Linked DNA regions of Homo sapiens: region 1 is linked to region 2. A link is an interaction called in ENCODE POLR2A ChIA-PET data of the cell type or tissue named here. Cell type or tissue: CD4-positive, alpha-beta T cell. All regions are shown on one strand. Each heading gives the region's core, and the rest is flanking DNA. Links, peaks and the distances in the headings are about the cores only.

Evidence for each region. ChIA-PET counts read pairs that join two places held together with the same protein. Peaks named below come from ENCODE experiments on the same cell type or tissue, not always from the same donor. Only the 100,000 strongest peaks of a DNase experiment are listed, where the experiment ranks them.
Region 1: POLR2A ChIA-PET joins it to region 2 with 7 read pairs; 2 of 35 experiments call an interaction of 5 or more read pairs at or near these places.

What each region holds. Positions count from the first base shown.
Region 1 is chr1:234,665,634-234,674,860 of GRCh38, forward strand. It overlaps LOC124904555 (a long non-coding RNA gene), which reads right to left. Exons shown (of 2, transcript XR_007066952.1): 2 at 5,769-7,357. Among named protein-coding and RNA genes, the nearest start is that of LINC00184, 41 kb to the left of the region's middle. In CD4-positive, alpha-beta T cell, for the core only: no CTCF peak of the experiment used is centred there; no DNase peak of the experiment used is centred there.
Region 2 is chr1:234,753,982-234,763,208 of GRCh38, forward strand. It overlaps LINC02961 (long intergenic non-protein coding RNA 2961), which reads right to left and starts at 6,075. Exons shown (of 1, transcript NR_148962.1): 1 at 3,638-6,075. The region is part of intron 1 of LOC107985364 (a long non-coding RNA gene); the gene reads left to right. RefSeq lists enhancers at 6,597-7,176, 7,177-7,754. In CD4-positive, alpha-beta T cell, for the core only: no CTCF peak of the experiment used is centred there; a DNase peak (open chromatin) is centred at 5,080.

The DNA.
Region 1 (9,227 bases), core at 3,155-7,154, 88 kb before region 2:
GTGGGATTTTATTGCAGAGACAAACATTACGTTCAAAGTTCTTTTGACCTGAATGTAGATGATGTACCAAAGACTCACAATTTCTTGCAGTTCAGTCATTGGGTGACTGCTTTATCCAGCCAGGCAAGGAGTAACCCAGGAAAACATTTTGCCTTTTCCTAAGCTGTCTGGAGAACAGCTAGGCCTTTGCCTTAATAGTGTAGCCTGGCCTTAGCGATGTTGAGGCTTTGTGTTCATCTGACTTCCATGACCAAGGGCCTCAGAGTGAGGACAATGTGTTCCACTGGCTTGATCTAATGAGAATATCATTGCCTGTGCCTGGTGTGTTGCGGCAGTCCACCCCCTCATCCCCCAGTGCCCCCATTCCTGTCTCTGTACTGACTAGCAGAGTAAGGAATCTATAGAGTACAGAACTCTATCTGGAAGACGAAATCGCCAGTGTTGATTTCTAAAGCTCCCTTTTGTGCAGCTTGCTTCTGTGAGGATCTTGAAAGACTTTCACTCTGCAGCAGCCAGGACTGGAGTCCACTCACCCCCACTAGCCACATGCTTCCTGCCCCAAATGTCAAGGTTTTCATTTGACCATGGTATAATGAGCTGTATAAAATTAAAAACAGCTAAATACCACCTTATTTACAGTAATTTTCTATTTTCTGTGCTCATCACCGAAACCTCTCCTTAACAACGCCAACCTCCAGATCATACCAATCACCTCTGAGAAGCCCAATCACTACAACCACTAACCACAACATAAATCAACGTGAGGACCTGAGAGCTCGCTTGCTCCCACTCTGTCCCTAGCCCAGCCTGGTTTTTCCATCACATGCTTCTTAGGCAGCAGGGAGCTGAGGCAGGGGGAACATTTAGTTCCTTTTTCAAAGACTGGGAACACTTAAAAATATCTCCAAGTAAGCAACCAGCATTCAGAGGATGCTTATTTACACTTTGTAGGAGCCTGGTGTTGGGACTCTGGCTCCTGGATGGCGTCAAACCTGCCCTTGGGCTTGGCCGAGGCTGGTCTGGGAGTACCATTTGCAAATGGCTCTTGCTTCACGGTTGCATCTCCATCTGGGTAAACAACCTAGCGACAGCGCTGGCTCTTCTTAAGGCTGTCTGTTATGGACTGAACTGTGTCCCTCTCAGATTCACTTGTTAAAGTCCTGACCCCAGTACACCTCAGAATGTGACTGTATATAGAAATAGGGCATGTAAAGCAGTCATGACGGTTAAGTAAGGTCATATGGATTGGCTCTAGTTCAAACGTGACTGGTATCCTTCTAAGAAGAGGAAGAGACACCAGAGCTCACTCTCTTTCCACGCACACAATGGCCATGTGAGCACACTGTGAGAAGATGCCATCCGCAAGCCAAGAAGAGAGGCCTTGGGAGAAACCAAACCTGCTGTCACCTTGATCTTGGACTTCCAGCCTCAAGAACTGTGAGAAAATAAATTTCTGCTGTTTATTCCACCCAATTTGTGGCATTTTGTTATGGCAGCCCAAGCCAACTAAGATACCATCCATGTAATTTCTTCTTGTATGGCAAGGTCTTAACATGAGACATGAATGAATCAATGGCCATTTCTATGCAGAAATTTAAAAGCATTCTTGAGTTCTCATGGGGAGATTTAAATTCTCCATATATGAACCCCTCTAGCCTGTACTTTCTTATAGGAAAATTCTCTGTGAGATTGGAATATTCCAGAAGTTAACCAAAAGGATCTTAATTTACACTCTATCTCCTATTCCTCACATTCCTAGTACTGTTAATTACTCTCCTTCCTCAACCTCTGCTCCATCCCTTTGGCAAGCCCATGCATTTAGTAGATGTTTATTGAGTGCTTCTCTAGGCCAGCTTAGGCTTTAGGCACTGGAGGTACGGGAATGAAGAAAACAGATAAGGCACGTGCTCTCACGTGGCTTCCATCCTAGCAGAGGAAAACAGAAATAAAAATAAATAAATAAATAAATAAGGACTATGTCAGATAGTGAAAAGCTATTCAGGAATTTTAAATACAGCAATGCAAGAATGACTGAGAGCCTGCTTTGGTTAGGCAGACAGGAACTCTGTCCTTTCCAACTAAAAACCATTCTACTCCCTCTTCTCTTCTTTCCATCAGCATAACTACCCCTTGAGTGCAAGCTCCTGGGCTGGGCTCCTGCAAAAGCATTCTAATTGACCTCTCTGCCACCTCCTTTGCACCACTGCAGTTCATTTTCCACATAGCAGCTAGGGAAATATGTAAAAAACAAAGCTGGTTTTCATTATTCACAATAGCTGTGTTCTATAAAGTTGCTTCAAACCCTGAATTCTGGAATACTGAAGCATTGCTCCTAGGGGAAACACAGGGTTAGGTTCCTATGAGCCTCTGATCACCCATCAGTACATAACTTTGTTTTATGTGTATTTCTGTGTAAAGACACCTCATTTAATATATATTGTTGACTCATTAACATTGAATTCATGGCTAACAGCACAATAACTCATGCCTGAGCAAAACTTATCTGACATACATATTTTCTACATAAGGCACTTTCTGGCCTTCCCGTGCTTATGAACACTGGACAGCACTTCAGTACTAGTCTGTAGTGGGGGCAGGAAAAGTGGACATTTTAAGCAACAAAATCACCAACAAAGAGCCAAGAAAAATGTAAAATAAGATGGCACTAAATAGACCACAAAAAGGTCACTTGTTTATAGTAAGAGAGCTGAAACAAGAAGAGAGCATGTCACTTTGACCTCAGCTAGCAACCCGCAGGTTAGGTGACTCACATTTTTTGCTTTGCTCATGTCTGTGAATGACTGCAAACTTGTCACCCAGTATTGGTCTTGGGGTAATATACAGGTATTCCTATGGTTTAAATGTATCCCTTCCAAAATTCAGGTGTTGCCAATGTGACAGTATTGAGAGATGAGGGCTCTAAGAGGTGATTAGGACATGCAGGCTCCTCCCTCTTGAATGGGATTAAGGTCCTTATAAAATAAGCTTCACACAGTGTTAGCTCACTTGCCCTTCAGCCTTCTGCCATGTGAAGACACAGCATTCCTTCCCTCTGGAGGACACAGCAACAAGGCACCATCTTGGAAACAGAGAGAAGCCTTTGCCAGACAACCAAACCCGTTGGTGCTTTTATCTTGGACTTCCCAGCCTCCAGAACTGTGAGAAAATAGCTTTCTGTTCTTTATAAGCTAGCTACTCGGTCTCAGCCATTTTGTTTTAGTAGCACAAACGGACTATTTTTGGTATTCTCTCAGGAATATTTCTCTGTATTCCATCAGCGAGCTACACATGCTTCCTGGGAGTTGATACGCATAGGAATAATAGACTCACGGTAGCAAACATTCAGTATCTGTTAAGTAAATGACTGAATGCATTAGTAAAATTTCAAGTGCTGCTTTTCTTTAAGTTAGGAACTGTTTCATTACATTGAAATCTCCAGCGGCTAGCACAATACCTATTGTAGATATCTAAGTTATGTTTGATGAATGAATGAATGGTCATAAATTTTGAATATTAAATTAGACATAATAAGAACAGTTTATCAACTCTAAAGCTTTTGAAAGTGCCCAGATAGTCTCTTCAGAATCACCACAAAATTATTTATCGGCCTCTTAATCCATAATTAAACGTGCTATACCTCTATTTTTTGAAAAATTACTTCTTCAATATTTTTTGTTTTTTTATCACTGTGACTATGAAAAGATTACTCAACTCTATTGATTGCCAATATAGAATAGTTCAGCTACATGATGATTTAATAAGGGTTTTATAGACTGGGAACTCAATTCTCATCTATTTACGATATTGTGTTCATGAGAAAAATGGATTCCAAGGTCTAAAACAGACTTTATCTAATGCTTTCTGAAAATACGATTCATTTAATAATATAGACACTTAAATGGATTTTATTTATTCTCAAATACATGGCATAACCTCAAATCTCAAAAAAGGTCATGGGGTGTCAGACCTCAGTATGATTTTCTGTCATATTTAAGTCAAGTGGCTTTTTTTCTTCCAAATTGCTCACCCCTACAACCATTCTTTTATACTTGTTGAATATAGATTTAATTATTGTCATATGCAGTGAGTCTCTGCTTTTTATCAAGTTTCCCATTCCTGGAAAGTTTATGACACAGTGAATTGACTCAAAGTAGATTATATTTTACCTTAGGAACAACAATAGAATTGAAGAGTTTTGTTCTTGATTTAACATCAAATAAATTTTAGATACAGCCATAATATGTCACAAAGGCAAAAACACAACAGTTTTAAACCTCTATAATCAATTACAAGAGTAAAATTAATGTCCAAGCCATTTAAAATGGGGTTAAGTTGATTATATGTTTTCTAATAAAAAGGGCTCTGTGTCTATGTGTGTGTGTGTCTATAAAATACAAATTTTCCTTGTTTTTCCACCTCTTCCTTGACGGTCCATTCTGTACACTGGCACCAGATTAATCTTTTACAGGTGAGACTCCAAGTTCACAAACCTTCCCCAGCTCACCTTCATTCACAGGGCCAAGTTGGAACCCTTAGCATAAAAGTTCCCCTCACAAGAGCCTCAGCTCCCTCCACACTTCTCCAACTCCTTCTAAATCCTCGCCTGCTGCTTAGCAAACTAGTTAACAGCTCCTGGCCCTTCACATGCATCCCCTCTCTTTCCCTGCCTTGATTCCTTGGTTCTCCTATCTGCTCAACCCGTGACCACCTCTCCACCACAGCAAATCCTGCTCGTCCTTCAAGACTCTGCCCAAGTCCTCTTAGGCCTCGCACACCATCCCTCTAGGCAAAAGGACTCCCCCTGTCCGACCCTAGAACACAGATTCAGCAGGGCATCATGGCTTGTGCTACCCAGGCTGGCTGGCTGAATCCCTCTGCCACCGTACTTCAGGAAGAAAGGGAGAAAACAAATTTACTGAGGACCTCCTATGTGTCAGGTACCCAGCCGAGCATTTTTATAAATGTTCTCTCACTCCTTACCAGGTGGGTACTGGCATTTTCATTTTGACAGCTGGGAACACAGAGAATAAATAACTTGTTGAAGTAACTCAGCTGAGAAGTGATAGGACCAGAATATAAGCCTGGAAAGGACACGGGAAGGATATAAAACTAAAAAATCAGGAGATCTCCAATTTAATTAACCTTTCTGAATCTCATTTTTTTTTTTCTCATTAACGGAAATGGCTAACAACACCTACCTCATGGAAATGTGCAAATTAACTGAGGACATTATTTTGAAAGGCTTTATCAGCTGTGGAGGTTTCTTTTCTCTTGGTGCCTAGCACACTCCAATGCTTAATAAATATTTGTTACTAGATTGATTTCTACGTCTTCTCTTAAAAGCTGCACTATCTGTTAGTCTCCCATGCCACGTCTCCCTGCTCTTAGCTGGTTACGATAATATTCGTGTACCCAACTTTGAAAAAGAAATCATGCCATGATTTGCTGAGAACCATTTCCAGGTCCAGCATGATGAGAGAGTCAACACTTACCTGCACACATTTGCAAATATTGCGTAATGTGCTCAGGAGAGAGAATTCCTCCCAGTATTTTTGTAACCTGTGTTCGGTGGTGCTAACTAATTCTAATGTGTAACATCAGTTTGCTTCTCCCCCTTGAAAGATAGCAACTGTCAATAATCATCACCGTGTCTCCCACTTGCAGAGCTCACTTAAACCGTCTAAAAACCCTTGATAGGGAGTGATATCAGCCTTTTCCCTCTGGACCAAGCTACCTAAGGAAAGCAGTATTGGTCTCATGCTAAGTCATTTGTTTTTGCTAAGAGTTTTATTGTTCCTTCACACGATAGTGATAACTGAGTTTTGGCTTCTAACTTATCTTTCCATGCCTTCTGAGTATTTGCACACTATATTTGGCATATTTCATGGTCTGTGCTTCTGTTCTTTATTTCGATTTTCAGTTTCCTCCTTCGCCCCTCCTTCTTTCCATGATTACCCAGCTGAGCTCCATGCAAACATGTCTTCTCTATTTATTCACATCACAATATCATTTTGACCCTCAGCTTTCCTATTTCATGTTTCAGAAATTTCCCCAAACAGTACTCCCTTGCCCTGGTGTAATTAGAGCTCCTATCTCTGAACCTCTAGAGTTACAACTTGCCCTGATCCACAGTTTCTTTCCTGCTTGTGAATTTCCTTTCCTCTAAGTAGTAAAATTAGTAACTCTTTGCATTTCTTAATTGTAGTTTCAACAGCTTGGATTCTTTTTGTAGGAAACTTGCTTACTCTTTGGAGCTCCTTTTCCACCACAACTAGGCCGTACAAAACCAAAGTTATTTTTAAGATGGAGTGGTCCTCAAAAATAGGCACCAACCAGTGCTTTTGTACATAAAGTCAATAACTTCTAGATATAGATTTTCTTTCTCTACCATACGCCCCTGCTCTATACAATTACCCAGTGATCAAAACAGAAACCTTAGCCAAACAAACGCATCCTATGGTGTGCAATGCTTTTCCTTTCTTATCCAATATACAAGGCTTTTTCACTCTGCCTAGTTCAACTCTTCATAAATATTAATCGGTCCCATTGATTCATCTTTCCATTTTACAGCCATTAATAGACACCTCTCTGGATGGACATCACATAGTTTATCCACTTTAACCAGGCTGATCGATTCTCTTTTCTGAAGAACGCTTGCTTTAGAGAAGTCAGGGAAACCAATTTCTCTTCTTGTTTTCTTTTACCAGTCTTCTGAAGAAGAGCCAAAGGTGAGAGGCGCTCTAACCCATGAGGCTTTTTTTTCCCCTTCCTTTCTGTCCTCACTCACAGCACCTCTTTCTTTGCCCCAAAGCGCTCCCGCCACATCTGTGCCCCAATACCACTTGTTACTTAGCATCCATGCTGGCTGGCTGCCGTGGCCACACTTACAGGTGGTGTGGGTGGGCACTGTTCTCGGTCCACACATCCTCCCCAAGAACCCTGTTGAATGGAGATGTGACAGGGCCAGGGGTCACTTAAAGATTGTTCACAGGCTGCTAACAGGCTGGGGGAACAGTGGGTCCAAGTCAGAGCTGCTCTTGCCGTGGGTGATGGCTGGTCTTCTTTGGTTAAGCTGACCCAGCACTGCTCAGCCAAGTCTCTCATGGTCAAGTGTTATTTCTTCCAGGTAGTGGCCCAAACAAACATTCTTGGAAGGCCACTTTCCTTTGTTAACTTTATTAACAGATAAGTCTCTAGTACGAAAGAGTTCTGGGGCCACCTGAGGCATAGGGACAGTTTCTGTGCTGCTTGAGAATAATCCCTTTGGGAGATCATTCGCTTAGCGGCCAGAGACTTGTGTGAGCCTGAGAGGTAATTAGGTTATAGGTGCCGAGCAGATCCACTTGTACCAGCTGTTCTGGAAGAGAAAGCAGATGTGTGAATGGAAGAAAGAGATGCATTCGAGGTTACAGAATGAAGGTCAGCGGGAAAGATGAGAATTCAGGATTCTCACTGATAGTTAGAGGTTTGTTGGTTTTTAATTCCCAGAAGAATCATGAAGAATGGATAGTAATAATAATACTTGACCCATGCACACTCTTTTATATACTAGACACTGTTCTAGTGGTTTAAATGTATTCACTTATTTGATCTTCATACCACCCATAAAAGTCCCCATTTAATAGATGAGGGAAAAGGACACCCACAAGTTCAGTAAGGTGGCCAGGGTCACACAGGGAGAAGGATGTAGGACCAGGACTCAAACCCTGGCAGTCGGGACCCATAGCCTTAACTGTGTGTGTGCGCACGTGTGTGTGAGAGAAAGAGACAGTGGGGTATGTTTCAAAGACAGACATGGAGGTGGTGCTATGCATATGGTTCATATGAGTCCCCTCCAAAGACTATTTCCAGACTAAATAGTGGCTCCAAAAGCTGACATTTACTGAGCGCCTATTAAATCTTCTCGAATTCTTACAATAATTCAGCAAGAATTTTCAGTTTTGAGGTGAGAAAACAGAGATTCAGAGAAGCGAAGCGAATTGGCCAAGATTACCCAGATAGTAAGGCAGATGGCGGACCAAGACTTGAGTCCAGAGGCCAAGCTCTTTGTGGCCCACCTTGTCTGGAGAGGGCCCCCTCACCTTGTCAAGTGTATGAGTCAATCAGACTATGAAGTAGCTCACAGAACTCTTTCATAAATTTGTTTGCATTTTCATTACACATATTATCCAAAAGAATCTTGTATCCTATGTCATCTGGCTGATAAATTTCTGATCTCACTCTATGGATCACTGGAAGAAGAGAATGGACTCCTCCTTGCTGATCATTTTTATGTGGAATATCAAACCAATGTTGTGGATTCATTGACATGCATATACTTCAGAACTAAAGAGAGAGCACAGTGATAGTCCCTGAATGCTTGCCCTAAGGAAGGAGCTTCCCCAAAATACAAGGCAAGAAGATGCTACACGGGTCTTTCCACTCCACAATTTCACTTAGGATCTGATTGTTTTTGCATTTTCCCTTTCGAAGAATTTTGTAACTAGCCAGAAGGTAAGAATGTCACCTCCGTCCTAATCTGGACATGAGCTAGGATCTAAACTTAATGGGCAAACTCATGTGTGGCTTCGGGCAGCATCATTTTGCATGGGGTTTTGTCTGAAGGTGGATGAAGATGCAGGTAGCTGAGGGGGACACTAACATGGGGAGGCCAGTGTGGTGTCTGTTTGAAACTGGTCTGTAGCCCAGCATGGTCCCCAGGCCAGAGGATCTGCAGGCAAGACTGTAGGTGCTGATTTATGAGGGGCTCCGGGAGAAGGGGCCAGGAGCAGTTCTGCTTTGGAGGAGTTGCACAGGGTGGAAGAGAGGTCTATTACCCCAAATCAGGGAGGACCTAGATGTTCTCACTGAGGAGTAGGGGCCAACTGTAGCCATCAGCTGGGTGGGGACTGGGCAGCTGAGCAGAACAAAGGAAGGACTGTTTGTGAGTACCTGTGAGACACCCCTCAGGGTCCACAGAAAGTCTTGGAGAGGGGTGCCCTCCTGTACTGGGAGCGCTGCAGAGATCAGAGCCTGTGAAATCTGGATCGTTGCTATTAGTGTGACTCATTAGTATCCACAGACTCCCAGCCATGGGGATATATGGTTTATAAGAGCAACACCCGTAAGAGTGGGGAGTGGGGTGGTCCATGAATACAGGTGTGATGGGTTCTGTACTACCAGGCAGCCTGTGAAAAGGAGGTAGGGTCATATTTGTGCTTGGGGTATAGGCATGTGATAAGTGAATA
Region 2 (9,227 bases), core at 3,259-7,258:
GGGAGGAGGTCTTATGAATGGCACTAGTGCTCTTATAAAAGAGGCCCCAGATAGCTCATCTGTCTCTTCCACCACGTGAGGAAACAGTAAGGAGATTGCCGTCTATGAGCCAGGGAGTGGGCCCTTGCCAGACACTAATCTGCTGGCATCTTGATCTGAGACTTCCCAGCCTCCAAAACAGTAAGAAATAAATATCAGTTATTTATAATCCACCCACTCTATGGTACTTTGTTATGGCAGCCCAAACACCCTAAGACATTGTCCAGGATCACATAATTAACTTTTTATTATAGTTTATTCTTTCCCTAATAATCTATATATAAAATTTAGCTCTTTTTTATGTCGGCATGTAATGTCATCTCTTGCTCTCTAATTATCAGTGGAAAGTAAATCTATGGTCTGAGCTCACATTCCAGTTTTGCGACTTACTACTATTTGTGTGTAACCTGAAAAAATTTACTTCACTTCCCTGTGCCTGAATTTCTTACATGTAAAAACATATTATAACATATCATGTGTTTGCAAAAGCTATTAATTTTTTATATTATTTTAAAATATGTGTGCCTTTTCCCTTGCCTACCCATGCAGACGATGAGCTTCATGAAGTCAAGAATCATTTGTATATTTCTTGTGTTCATTGTGGAATCGAGCACCATGTTGAATGTTTGTTGATTGACAAGTGTTTCACCTTTCTTTCTTCCTGTCAGTTTAGGTTTTAGCCAGTGCATTATTATAAGCCAGACAATTACTGGAGTTACTCGAAGCAACAGAAAATATGCTCCCAAGTTCAATAAGCAAAAGCAATAGATCTAAATGACAAGCAACATGTATCAAAAGAGGCCACACATTCATCTTTCTGTGTGATCAATTTTGGGCAGATGTGATACTACTTTTCTTGTAAAACAAGCAGTGATTTTTATGTTCTGCATAAGGGTTGTATTCTATTTCTACATTTTGAATGAAGGTAGGTTTTACCCAAGTTTAGTAATGATAGCTACGTTTATTGAGTGTCTACTGTGCAGTGGTATACTGATAAGTAAGTTCTTGGGAAGACAATATCCCCGCTTTGTGGCACTGGCTGATTTCCATGGTGAAAATACTCTTGCCACGGCCAGTTTCAAGCTACCAGTGTAATGCCACCAAACACAATCTCACCTCACCCACCAGTGGGAGCTGCTCCTGCCACCTCCCAAACTGTGTCAGAGCTACACAACTATTCACAAGAATTTTCACAACAACCCTACAAGGAAGATATTATTGATATTGTTGGCTCCCATCCTACCAATGAGAAAACAGGCTGGGAAATTATTTGCCCAAAGTCGCATAGCTAATAAGAGGTGAGTTTGGGATTTAAACAGAGGTCTGCATGACTCCCGAGCCCACTGCCTTTCCAGTGCACCCCACTTCCTCACCACACAGCTGTGCGTGAATGGAAGAATGTGGTGACCCACTACTCACAAACTCTGGCAACACTGGGTGAGCGGAAGTGTCTCCAGACAAAGACCCATGACTGCCCCCAAAATGCAAACCCAGCCTTGGAAGACATGAACTTTCTCACAAGCTATGAGGTGGCTTCGCTGGGCAGCTGTTATCTTGCTCAGTTTTGGCACATTACCATGTGATGCAATCAAGCCGGTCACGTGGCACCCACTCAGAGCATCCAGCGGCACCACAAGTAGTCAGAGTGTCTGGAGGAGGGCATGGGAAGAGCCCTCCTCACAGAAAGGCTCAGAAGGGACACAAACGCCCCTGCCCTTCCAACAGCTGCTGGCCAGCAAAGTACATCGGCTTTCAGTGATCCTGCATGTGAGTAGAAAGGGTGTTTCCAGCACATCCCAAAAAGGGTTTCAGATAAGTCCTGCAGCTTCGGGCTCTTTCTTCCACAACTTCTCCCTGTTTTTTAAATGGGGGACAAGAGTGCTTGTCTCTCTATAACCCCAGGAGATTCATGAATAATGTCCCCGAAGGCTGTAAAATGACAAGATGGCAAGAGGCACATAAACACAGTGTTATCATTTTCCTCCACGACTTGGTTTTCTAGATGTTGCACCTTGCTATAAGCCCCAGATGGAACCACAGCAAACCCAATAATTGCTTTCCACACTGATGGCAGTTTTAAAGAGGTCCCGCATTGTGAAATAATGATATTGACAAAAATAATAATAATACCTCGTGTTTGAGTAACACCTTTCTTCTTAGGAGCTCAAAGCACTTTACAGACACAAGAAACGTTGTCAACAGACGGACAATTAATAGAAAAAAAATGACTCATGTTTTAAGAAGTTACTCCGTGGGGGATAATGGTGCTGTTATCCTCACAAATCGACTGGTGAACATAATATCCATTTCTGGTCTAAACCAGGAATAAAAATGCCAGGTAGGACAAGAGCAAGGGTACCTGGAGTGAGCAAGGAAATCAAGAGGGCTCCTCTCCCGTCATCTACCTGAACACAGTCTAGACACAGCCACAGCCTGGGACAATTCTGGCCCCAAGTGACCCCATGACAAGAGGCTGCTCAGGGACCCGGGTGATTAATATGACGGGACAACCACCCGCTTTGTAGACTTTTCTTGAGGCTTCTTTCTGGGGTTCAGATGGAGGCTGTTGAGTCATCACAGCGGATGCTCAAAAGAAAAGAAAATCAAGAAGCCCATCCCCAGGGCCCTCCTGCTAAATGAATGGCAGCCCCACCCTGCTCCTCACCCACTTCCCTCCCCTCTGCTCCCCTCAACCTCCTGCGTTTACCTCCCGGTACTCACCCAAATCTACAAGCTCTGCAAAGCCAGCTGCAGATATCACAGGTGATTTTGAGCTGTAAGAAATCATGAAGCAAAGGCATTTGCTGAGAGGCCACTCTGCAAAGTGCAGTGCTGGATTGAAAGGGTGGGGAGTGAGACCAAGGAGAGGGGAAGGGAAGGGGAGAAGCATTGATTTAAAAGCTGAGTGTGGAATGTACCAGGTTTGTTACCTGTGCTAGCTCATTTGATCTTCATCAAATGCCCTGCGATTGAGGTGTTGTTATCCCAGTTTTTAGATAACAAAGCCAAGCATCAGAGAGCTTAAGCAACTTATCAGGGGCCACACAGCTGTCAAGTAGCAGAGCCAGAAGGAAAATCCAGGTGAGTCTGGGTTTCCACTTCAACGACAAGTTAGGGAGAGGAGCTGAGAGTGAGCGTCGAGAGCTGTCAGAGCGGGCATTGAAGACCGTGGTGAGGAGTTGGAGGCTGGTTGTAAAGTCATGGGAAACTATATCCAGGCATCACCCAGATGAGCAGGGAGGAGGAATGGATCTGAGGGGCACTGTAGAGAAGGGACTTGGGGGATGGATTGTCTTTGGTGTATAAAAGGAAGAAGGTGTCAAAGAGGATCCAAGGCAGCAGCTCTACATCCTTGTTGAGTCCAGAACCCCTGTGTGACGTGCAACTGAGAACGCGGGATGCTTCCCCCAGAAAATGCACACAACCCACTCACAAACATCAGCGTCATTTTGGGGGAGTTGCTTGGTTCAAGATTAAGGTTTCTCGCCCTGTGAAGGGCCTGAAGTGGTGAGAACATCGGCATCCTGCGTTTGGCTTATAGGACTCTCAAGACAATTGTATATTTATTTTCAGAAAAGAAAGGAAATATCTCTGAAACTTGAAATTAAAAACCTTATTTATTTTAATATAAGAGAGGAGTTTCCTTGTTTCCGTGTTTCTTCTGCAAATCTGATTAGTAGGACCGCCACAGATGCCACTAAGGGTCACTTCACAAATCACCCTATTCTTCTATGCTTACAGATACCTATTTGCAAAAAGGCTACAAGTCCTAGTAACTGGATGAAAGACATTTGGGGACAAAGGTCAAAAACGAGGGGAGGTTGGGCACGGTGGTTCACACTTGTAATCCCAGAACTTTGGGAGGCTGAGGCGGGCGGATCGCCTGAGGTCAGGAGTTTGAGACCAGCCAGGCCAACATGATGAAACCCTGTCTTTACTAAAAATACAAAAATTAGCCAGGCGTGATGGTGTCTACCTGTAATCCCAGGTACTGGGGAGATTGAGGCAAGAGAATCACTTGAACCCAGTAGGCGGAGGTTGCAGTAAGCCGAGATCACACCACTGCACTCCAGCCTGGACAACACAGCGAGACTCCCTCTCAAAACAAAACAAAACAAAAAAAAGGGTAACAGGGTGGATCCAAAGTTGCTCTGGAAAGTCAAGTCTCGAATGCCCCAGGAACGTGAAGCCTTCATAGAGCCAGCGAAGGGGGTCTGCGTCCAGGATGTGGAGCGGGTTTGCAAATCTGGGAAGCTACACAAGAAAATGCCACTGATACACACGAGACAGAAAGAGAATGGGTAGAGGCTGATTGGGAAGAGGAATGTGCCTGGATGTCCCTGGTGGCAAGTCTCATTCTACCTTTCCCATGGAGAAAGAGGGAAAGACGAAGGAGAGTGAGGAAAGACCTGGGAGAGGAAGCCCCGCGGTCGTTTATCATCTATGGGGTGGAGAAATCAGAAGTCCCCACAGCCAACTATAAACCCGCATTGCATCCCTCACCCCAGTGCTGATACTACCTAGGCAAGCTTGGGGCAGTGCGCTGGTGGGAGAGGAGGCCAGGCACCCACCACAATCCCCCCAGGGAGTAAAACTCGGGATGGGGAGGGTGACTGCATCCAGGAAGGACCGTCTCAGCCCAACCTCACCATCGCGTCCGTGCGTGTCTGCTGGAAACCGGTCTCTCCCAAGGTTGCCTAATTTTCTGCCTAAAATATAGGCTGACCTGCAGCTTACTCCTTCGATATGCTGTCTGGTGCGGGGGGGGGTTGGGCTGCTGGGGCTTAAGGAGAGAGTTTGGTGGAGATAAAAAAAGTAATAATAATAAGCCTGATCCACCATTCTGGACACCCTTTCCAGCTCTCTGCTCCATGAAGCTGTGTGTGTGTAAGAAAAACAGGGTGTGTGAGTGTGTGTGTGCGCGCACACCAGCAATCAGTGTGGCGAGGCCAGAGGCTTTCATCACTGAAACACTGAGTTCCTGTTTATAAACATTTGCTCACTGTTTTGTTATGTGGGGGAATTAACCACAAAACATGACCCACGACGTCAAGCCCTCCATCTTCACATCCTTCATACCGCATGCACTTTCTCTCTCTACCTGAAAGCCGCTGAGTAGAAAATAATTTCTCTGCAACAAAGCGGGGAATGCCCAGAGAAGAGAAGGCGCCTCTACACAGACTTGAAGGCTTGAAGGGAGGCTGGGGAGACCTCCCACCGGCGATCACTGACCCATGGGGCTGTCTCTGGGAAAAGTCATCACATGGGCCATGGCTGAAGGCATTACTCTTTCTGGGGCTTTTTGGAGCCCCAAAAGATATTGGGACCAAAACAAATGTATCTCAATGGCATTTGCGCGCCATACTGGGCAGGGGGTGAAGGTCTAGTCTGTATGAAGAGGAGAGGAAGACCAAGCAGAACAGAATGCAGCTGAGACCTTGGGATAGAATGGAAGAGGGGATGGATCCGCTGAGAAGCTTTGGGGCTCCCAGGTTGGGAGGACTTATGCAGACTGAAAGGAGACCTCAGGAGCAGAGTTCTGAGGGGAGGCACTGGCTGTTGAGTTTGTTTTCCTGACCATCCTCCAGATAAGATGGTTCTTTCTGGTGAAAGACTGAGCATGCTGCTATTATAGTTTGGGGGCATCCCAACAGCAGGATGCAAGTGTTCTGCGAACCATATTCCACAGAGTGCTGGGGCTCCAAAGTTACCCTGGAGAGCCCGTGGCAGGGGTGGGGTGAGTCTTGCCCTCTGAGAGCCCTGCCCTGCCTTCAAGAAGAGCAGTTCCTCTTCCATCTGCTTGAGGCATTGGAGCTCCTCACTGGATTTCATGGTAAGAATTCAATCACCAGGAAAAGTTTGGAAGCCTCTGGATCAACGATATCCAAAGTCTCTGATCTCAGCTTGGAGGTGCTTTGAGCCTCTGGCCCCGGTGCTCTGCACTGTCCCAGAGAAAGGGGTGGGCCACTTTTGGTCCTAACAAGCAGTTCACCAAGAACAGGGCAACGGCTAAAAGATGAAGGGTGTCCAGACGCCGATGAGGGATCCCAGGCCCTGGAGAAAGACGGTTACAGGATACCAAGATTCCTGGTGGTTTTCCAGGGCATTCCAGTATTAGAGCCCTCACCCTCCTTCCCGAGGTTCTGCGCTGATCCAGTGCAGAAGCTGCATGCACTGGAGAAATGGCTAACTCTGTGCCCAGGGCTGGACGGAGCAGCATCGCAGATCAAAAGGCCGCCACCCCCAAGAAGTCCATGAAAGGCAATCACCCCTCAAAGCAAACGCTCTTCTTTCCAGGACTCACAGAGATTATCAAGTCCCAGCTCTTGCACCCCCCAACATGCCCTTTCCCTTCCTGCCTCATTACTCTGTTGAAGTTCCATTCCTGTTCCACAACCACCCAGATCTCTCCCGTGCCTCTGCCTTCCTTCCCAATGAGAAGCAGGGGGAATGCTGGGTGCCCATTCTTTAAAACAAACAGGAAGTGGGGGAGGGGGAGCTGGGAGGATTGAGGGGGAAGGGAGAGAATGGCATTCAAGGACTGGAGCTTGACATTCTAATGCTTTGGGCAGGAAGGGAGGAGGCCACCATGCTTTACTAGGTCATGGAGAGGCGGAGCAGGCCTTTGAGCACACGCTCAGGCCAGGGCACCACAGTGCAGGTTGCTCAGAGGCTCCCCGGGCCTAGAGCACGGGCATCAGTTTCACCCACTCTGGGCATTTGCTGCCAACTCGGGAATACCCTTCACTTTTCCATTACTTCTGCATGGCAAATATATGTATAGATATTATCGTGTGTGTATGTGTGTGTGTGTGTGTGTGTGTGTACAATCAAAACTTATCCTCTGTAGCGAAAAAAAAAAGTATTAATTATGTTTTGGATTGTCTTCATAGAGATCTGAGAGCATAATTTAAGTAAATACTGTAGTCATGACTAGCAATGCTATATTATTCTTATTTGAATTTTAACCCTAAGAATTTTCCAGTCTGCTAGCCAAACCAACACTTGGGCACATTTATAGTTCTCAAAAGCTAAACTCATCCCAGTGTTCTCCTGACTACTATGAGAGGTTTGGAGTTCTGGAGTTCGGACATGACACGGTTTCCCTGCATGTGTGATGAGACGTGTGTGGATGTGTCAGAAGATCGGCCTTTGGGTCAATGCGTATTTTGGGTGCTGCTTGCTTCTTGCTCCTTTGGGTGTGCCCAAGTCCCATGGCCTCTTTCAAGAGTTCTGAGCAAACCCATTCCTGTTCCCCTGTCTCATGGTTCGCCAGACATTACTGGGGCAGGAGAAGGGCTGTCAGCTGGGGCAGTCAGCAAGAGTGACTCTCTGATTGCCCTGGCTAGGAGCCCCTTCCTGATACCCAGGTAAGAGCAAACTGTTCCTTGAACTGTGCACACAGGGCATGGAAACCCTGCTTGTCAATGGATTGAAATGAAAATCCCAAATTCTACACTTTCTGTGACAAACAAGCCACTGGGCTTCCTTTGACTTCTTCGTTGTTGTGGACTATGATTCATAACAGTTTAGTATGTTATGCAACTAGATAATCATAACTATATGTGTGTAATATAGCATACTCTATATGTATGTAGTATAGCATACTCTATATGTATGTAGTATAGCATACTACATATGTATGTAGTATAGCATGAACACACACACACACAAAATGTTAGGATGGTGTGTTCCAACACAAAGGCATGCACACTCACAACCACACAGCAACAACCCCTCTAAGCGTTCCACAGCCACCAGTGTCTCAATCAGCCTCGGGCCGCCCTATCGCCTCCTCGCCTCCCGAAGTCTGTTCCATGCACTCGTAATTGTATCGTCTGCATTATCGGGCACATTCCTTTTTTTTTTTTTAAGGTTACTGAAGTGAACTAATTTATTTGGTCTGGTCATTTTAGCACCAACAATTATAGAAGAATCGGCCAATTATTTTTATTTTTATTTATTTTATTGTTTTTTTATTATACTTTAAGTTCTAGGGTACATGTGCACAACGTGCAGGTTTGTTACATATGTGTACATGTGCTATGTTGGTGTGCTGCACCCATTAACTCGTCATTTACATTAGGTATATCTCCTAATGCTATCCCTCCCCCGACCCCACAACAGGCCCCGGTGTGTGATGTTCCCCACCCTGTGTCCAGGTGTTCTCATTGTTCGATTCCCACCTATGAGTGAGAACATGTGGTGCTTGGTTTTTTGTCCTTGTGATAGTTTGCTGAGAATGATGGTTTCCAGCTTCATCCATGTCCCTACAAAGGGCATGAACTCATCCTTTTTTATGGCTGCATAGTATTCCATGGTGTCTATGTGCCACATTTTCTTAACCCAGTCTATCACTGATGGACATTTGGGTTGGTTCCAAGTCTTTGCTATTGTATCGGGCACATTCTTGCCAGCAAAGAATTTCCATTTTGACTAGGTGTCAATGGAAACAGCATCTTCTCCTTACCATTTTATACATCTGATAACTGAAAAACTCTCCGAAGACTAGACTCTGGCACCACACATTGTAAATCCTGTTTCCACTTTCCTATCAGCCTGGCTCTGGGGACACGGGCCACAGGACATGTTTATGCTGGGATATGACCTCAGGCCCTGTCCTCCCTGTGGAAATGCCACAAGAGCCAGCACAGGGGGCTGAAGGTTGTCCCTGCAAGCCACTTCTACATCAGAACAGCTGGCGATAGCTTCATACAGGCTGAAGAGACTGCAAATTGCATCAATGTTCCACCAAATTCAAAATAAATATCTCCCCGACTTAATTTTCACTTAGCCAGATCCCAAAAATGTCCAAAGCCACTTCAATATGACAAGAAACTGATGAGGTGTGTGGAGGCAAAGTTGAGGTGAAAAGAGACAAAAGTCTTTTTTTTTTTTTTTTTTTTTGAGATGGAGTCTTGCTCTGTCACCCAGGCTGGAGTGCAGTGGCGTGATCTCGGCTCACTGCAAACTCCACCTCCCGGGTTCAAGTGATTCTCCTGCCTCAGCCTCCTGAGTAGCTGGAATCACAGGTGTGCACTACCATGCCTGGCCAATTTTTGTATTTTTAGTAGAGATGGGGTTTTACCATGTTGGCCAGACTGGTCTTGAACTCCTGGCCTCAAGCAATCCACCCACTTGCCCTCCCAAAGTGCTGGGATTATAGGCACAAGCCACTGCGCCCAGCC